2 separate regions of the Homo sapiens genome follow, and region 2 is linked to region 1. A link is a contact called in ENCODE Hi-C or POLR2A ChIA-PET data. All regions are on one chromosome and are shown on one strand. The core of a region is the stretch at or near the end of the contact, and the rest is flanking DNA. Distances in the headings are between cores, read along the strand shown.

The links. A loop is a pair of places that touch in the nucleus more often than their neighbours do. ChIA-PET counts read pairs that join two places held with the same protein, here RNA polymerase II (POLR2A). Pooled maps may share reads with other maps.
Region 2: a pooled map shows a loop between it and region 1 (4-fold over the local background). The contact joins the promoter of PRPSAP1 here to the promoter of TMEM94 in region 1. A Hi-C loop is called at or near these places in 1 of 50 pooled maps. POLR2A ChIA-PET finds 5 or more read pairs at or near these places in 2 of 52 experiments (B cell and GM12878).

The regions. Positions count from the first base shown.
Region 1 is chr17:75,455,286-75,457,985 of GRCh38, forward strand. It overlaps TMEM94 (transmembrane protein 94), which reads left to right and starts at 1,350. Exons shown (of 32, transcript NM_014738.6): 1 at 1,350-1,466. RefSeq lists an enhancer at 1,047-1,096 and a silencer at 1,247-1,406.
Region 2 is chr17:76,352,600-76,355,299 of GRCh38, forward strand. It overlaps PRPSAP1 (phosphoribosyl pyrophosphate synthetase associated protein 1), which reads right to left and starts at 1,317. Exons shown (of 10, transcript NM_002766.3): 1 at 935-1,317. The coding sequence starts at 1,104. RefSeq lists enhancers at 374-433, 1,283-2,147, 1,394-1,663 and a silencer at 794-1,113.

The DNA.
Region 1 (2,700 bases), core at 100-2,599:
TGGCCAACATGTTCAAACCCTGTCTCTACTAAAAATACAAAAATTAGCTGGGTATGGTGGCAGGCACCTGTAATCCCAGCTACTCCGGAGGCCGTGGCAAGAGAATCACTTGAACCCGGGAGGTGAAGGTTGCAGTGAGCCGAGATCAAGCCATTGCCCTCCAGCCTAGGCGACAAGAGCGAAACTCCGTCTCAAAAAAAAAAAGAAAAAAAGAACCTTTAAAGCAAAGCGTAGGGAACCAACCATGTGACGAAGGAGCAGAGGTGGAAAGGTCTCTGTCACGTTTAAAGAATGGTGGTTAATCTATGTGGCTGCAGGAATAGTTTAGCCTGTGGGGACTTAGACCTGGAAACGTATGTCTGAGTCAATTTATGAAGGACTTTGAACATCAGGCAGAAAGATTTGGACCTATTTGCAAAGGTGAACTATCAGTTTTTGTGTGCAGGTTAGTGACATGATTCTTATGGCGTTTTAGGCAACAGCTAAACTGGGTCATACAAGATTAGGTACTAAAATGCCATCTTCTTGTCCAGCTGAGAAAGGGATTTTAATTACGTAATTAAACTCATGAATGTGGGAAGGGGCTCTTACTTCACAAGGCCAACCTCAGCTCTTTCCCAATTATATAAACAAGTTTTTGTTTGTTTTTTTGTTTTTGTTTTTTTTAAACAAGCCTTCCAGACTTAGATCTCTGGGAAAAGAGAAGTAAATACTGACACAGGCTTGCTTTGTTTTCCCAAGAGAGGTCTCCCAGGCGATTTATCTAATTACCTAGAAAAAAAATTTAACTTGTTTTTCCCTTTAGATTTCAGCCGAGCTGGAAGCGGGAGGGGGGAATTGCAGTATTGCCTTAGATTTTCTAGATTTGGTTTGGACGCAATATTCGTCCTGAGGGAGTCCCTCCAAGGCCTCTCGGAGCGGGCAGCCTCTAGGCATTTGTTCAAGGCAACAAGGAGGGAGCTTAGAAGAACTTAAGAGAGGCGGGGAGCTCTGCAAAGGGCTTATTTTAAAAAGAAAGGGAAAAAAGGTGGGGCGCGCCGTCTATCTTTTTAGAATAATTCTGTAGGAAAACGAATCGGAGGTAAAGCCATGCCCTCTGGTCAGGGTTTCTGGACTAGAAACTGCCTGAGCTTTACGCACAGGAAAGGACAGTGGCTCTTCACTCTCCCGGCCGCATCACTCGGCACCTAATTCCGCCAGGCTCCCAGAGGGGCGGTTGCAGCTACAGCCTAGCACGCCGCGTAGCCAATAAGAAGCCAGAATTCCCCCTATTCTCAAATCCTGACCAATCGGTGGCCTGAACTTTAGCTCTCTGGCCGGCGCCTCTGTTGCCCGGAAGGGAGGCAAGCCCCCTTAGAGTTGCCAGTAACGGACATGGCTGCGGCCCCCGGAGGAGGGGACGTGAAGTGAGGAGGGGGTTGGGAGGGGAGAGGACGCGGGCGAGGAAGACCAGCCCCGGGGCCCCGGTAAGTACGAGAAGGCCCGTGGCCCGAAAGTGGGGAGCAAGGGGGCGTGGGGCTCGGCCTTGCGCGTCCTTTGGATTCTTGGCCAAGGAAAGGGGAGTCTGGGGTCTGCACCCAGAGAACGGCTTAAGGGGATGCCTCCTGAGGGGGAGTCCAGGGACTGGCTCTAGTCTCCAGCTCTTGACCATTGCCTTCCCCCGAGTCTTCAGACTCTTGCTCTCAGCCCTGGATTGGTCCATTGTGGGGTCTCTCGCCAGAAATAAAGCCTCTCGCCAACAAAGAATCCCTGCCCCAGGTCTGTCGTGCCTAGGCCCTGGCCCAGAGGGCTCCCAACGCCGACGCCCTGAGTATTTATTTCGAGGCCCCTGGGAGTCCTCATCCCCGACCTAAATAAAGACCGTTGTCCCGCCTGCGCGCGCTCTCCGCAGCCGCCCGGGGTCCTCGCGCGGCCGTCCCCAGCTGGATGGAGCCGGCCGAGGGGCTCCTGGCAGCCATCCCTGATCTTGCAGTTTGGAGCGGGCTTTTTTTTCTTTCCGCCTTTCCAGAAGCGTTTTCAGGCTCCTCGGAAGCTCACCATCCATGCCATCGGATAAAGTGACTCCTGTGGAATGCCCTCGTTCCTGTACCGCACACCCCTGGAGCCCAGGTCTCCTGGTTCCTAGCATGCCACGATGCGGCCCCTGCCCGCTGCCCAGCGCCAGATGCAAGCAAAGCCCCGCTCTTTCATTGGTGTGTCACCGCGGGCTAAACTTTGGCGTTGCCTTGGTCACGTGCTGCTACATCCCACCCTCTCTCCTGAGTTTTTCGGTGGCTCTTGAGGGAAAAAAGGAGGGAGCTCGTTATGGAATCTGTTTTCCTTCTGCTATGTGGGTGTATGCATTGGAGAGAAGGATCTTTTTCTCATGATTTATCCAAGACGCTCAGCTTTAGTGACATAGTTGTTATTCCGCAGGTAATCTTGGAAGATGGAAGCAGGGAGGGGGCAGTTTTAACATTTTCATTTTGCAGATGTGGAGATTGTTCGGAGAGGCAAGGCCAGGGTCACCTAGAGCCAAACTAGAATCCGAAAGTCCAGGGGCTTGAGTTCTTTATCCGCTAGACCTAGTTGTTTCCTAGGTGTGACCTGAGGAGATCAAGTTCCCTGACTCCCCTGAGCTCTTGCAGGGTGGCTCTGGGCATTAAAAGCGATGGGCATTAAAAGTAGGATCCTCCTATGCTTCCTGGCAATGACTAGGGT
Region 2 (2,700 bases), core at 67-2,566, 900 kb after region 1:
TCGCCACTGCACTCCAGCCTGGGTGACAGAGCGAGACTCCGTCTCAAAAAAAAAAAAAAAAAAAAAAAGAAAAGAAAAAGAAAAAGAAAAGAGGCCACTTAGTAAACAACTATTCAGAGGGCCACTATGAGCCCCTACTCTGCTAGAACCAGATACTACTTCTACATTATCCCGATCATACAATATTCTCAACCATGCCCATTTCACAGATGAGGTTCAGGGAAATCAAGTCTCTTGCCCACTGACACAGAGCTAGTAAGTGGCAAGGCTGGGAGGGCATCTCAGAGCTGTCAGACCCCAAAGGCGACTTAAGACCAGGGGCTTGGTTGGGTTAAAGACACAAATGACTGATCTTATCCCAAGCTGATTTACAAAGCAGGGTCAGGCCTGTCATTTCTACCACCAGCTCCGGCCCATCTGCCTCCCTGGAATTGCCTTCTTCGCACTGCCAGTCCCCACACCTTTGCTCTGCGACCGCACCTGCCGCGTCGGATCCCCCAACTCACAACCACGCCCGCGGGTCTCACTGCAGTGAGACTTGAGAGTGGCGGCGGTCAGATTCCCAGGTCAACTCCAGCCGTGGGAAAGGAAGCCAAGCCCTGAGCCCCTTTCCCCAAGACACGCACTCCGGGGCTCCAGAAAGCTCGGCCCGCCCCGGGGTGTGGGACTGCGGAGACGAAAGGCAGGCAGGCCGCGGACCCAGTCACGGGGCGGGGGGCTGAGGTCACCGAGAGTCCGCCCCAAGCCTCCCAGCTGCAAAACCGGGGAGCGGGGGGCGGTATCCGTCACCTCCAAGCTTTGTCCGGCTGGGAAGGCCCGCGCCTCCCGCCCCAGGTGCAGGAGGTGGGGCGGGTGGAGGGGAGCGGGTCCCTCCGGGCGCGAAGGAGAGCTAGGCGCCGCCGCCCCCGGCCCGGCCCTCCCACCGCCCCCTTACTCTGTGATGCGCTTGGCCAGCTCCGTGCAGGCGGCCGTGGAGTTGGCCGAGAAGACTCGGTAGCCGGTGCGAGCGGCGTTCATGGCCGGCGGGGGAACGGGGCGGGCGCGCGGGACGCGGAAAGCCGAGGACGCGGAGGGCGGGGGCAACAGCAGCAGCTTCTTGGGCATCGTCCGGCCCGCGGCGCGGTTACGACCGGCCCCGCGCGGGGCTGCACTCTGAGTGCTTCCGACTGCGAGACCCCGGTTTGGGTGGGGAAGGCGCTGAGAAACTCGGCGCAAGCGGGGAGAGCTCCGAGGTCCGTGCCCTTGCGCACCCCACACCACTGACTACAGCGGCCGAGCCTTCGCAGCGCCCGGCGCCGCCGCCTCAGAGCCAGAGGCAAGGCCACCGCCCCCTCCGGGCATCCGAAGAGCGTCGGCTAGAGCGCCCTCAGGCCGCCATCTCGGATGAGGGCAGGGAGCCTGGCGACTCTCTAAAAGCCTGTTCTTCCGAGGGGCATGTCACAGGTTCGCCCCGCCCCTGCTTTGACCGCTTCCACGGGAGCTCTTTCGGTCTCACTTTCTTGGGAGGAGCAGCCTACCTCGGTAGTGGCCCCAGGTGTTTCCAACTTTTTGGCCAGGACCCAACATGTCCGCCTCCGAGGAGGTATACGATCTAGCTCTGCATGTCTATGGTAGCACAGCGCCCGCCCCACGAGGCGCGTGCGCCGGCCGGAGATTAATTTGAAAAGTAGAGGGCGGGGGTTCTTTCCAGCTGGTTGACCGCAGTACTGAAGCGGCCAAAAAGTGGTCTTCTCCTGAGCCTGATCTTTCAGGCGTTTCCGAACAGATCCCCAACCCTGTGTCTGCGTGTAAGGCAAGGTTCCCTGAACGTGCCAAAGGCCCTCTTGCCGGTATTCGCTTTCAATCAAAAAAGCCCTCCTTCTCCTCTTTCCATATGCGCCACCCCTCCGAGACCCACTCGCGATGCGTCTGTTCCACAGTCTTTCTGGTGACCTCAACCACAGTAAGCCGCCCGGCCCGCGGGACTGTGCCACACGTAGATGCTTGCATTTTTTAAATTTTTGTTGTTGTTGTTATTGTTTTGATGCTTGCATATTTATGTACCTTTGCAAACATCTATTTTCCTAACTAGGATGTAACCCATTTTACGGCCACATCGTGAGTTCCTTTTTTTTTTTTTTAATTTTATTATTATTTATTTATTTTTTGAAATAGGGTCTCCCTCTGCCGCCCAGGCTGGAGTGCAGTGGCGCGATCACGGCTCACTGCAGCCTCTACCTCCCGGGCTCAAGCCATCCTCCTACCTCAGTCATTCAAAATGCCGACATTACAGGCCTCAGCCATCACGCCCCGCCAAGATCGTGTATTCCTGAGTGCTCCGTGTTACCCAGTGTATAGGGCAGTGTGTGGGCTCCAGAGGCCCGCAATCAGTACTTGTTGAAGTAGAAAGTAAAGCCCAGGGAAGCATTTGAGATCTCTAGTTATCAGCTGCACCAGAACTCGAGGGGAGGAGAGGTGCCTCTCACATTGACAGTACCATCTTCTGAGAATGTCCTTTAGAGACTCTGCTTGTGGTGACATTGGGCTTGAGGGAGCAGTAGATTGTGACTCAGCATGTCGTGAAGGACCACAAGTCTGAAGCTACAGGATTTGGAAGTTGAGCTGCCCTGAGCCTGCAGCAGCCTGGCCCCTATTCCAATAGCTCTCTAGAAAAAAAAAAAAAAAAAAAAAGGACAGTGGGTGCACAGCCTAGGCCAAATT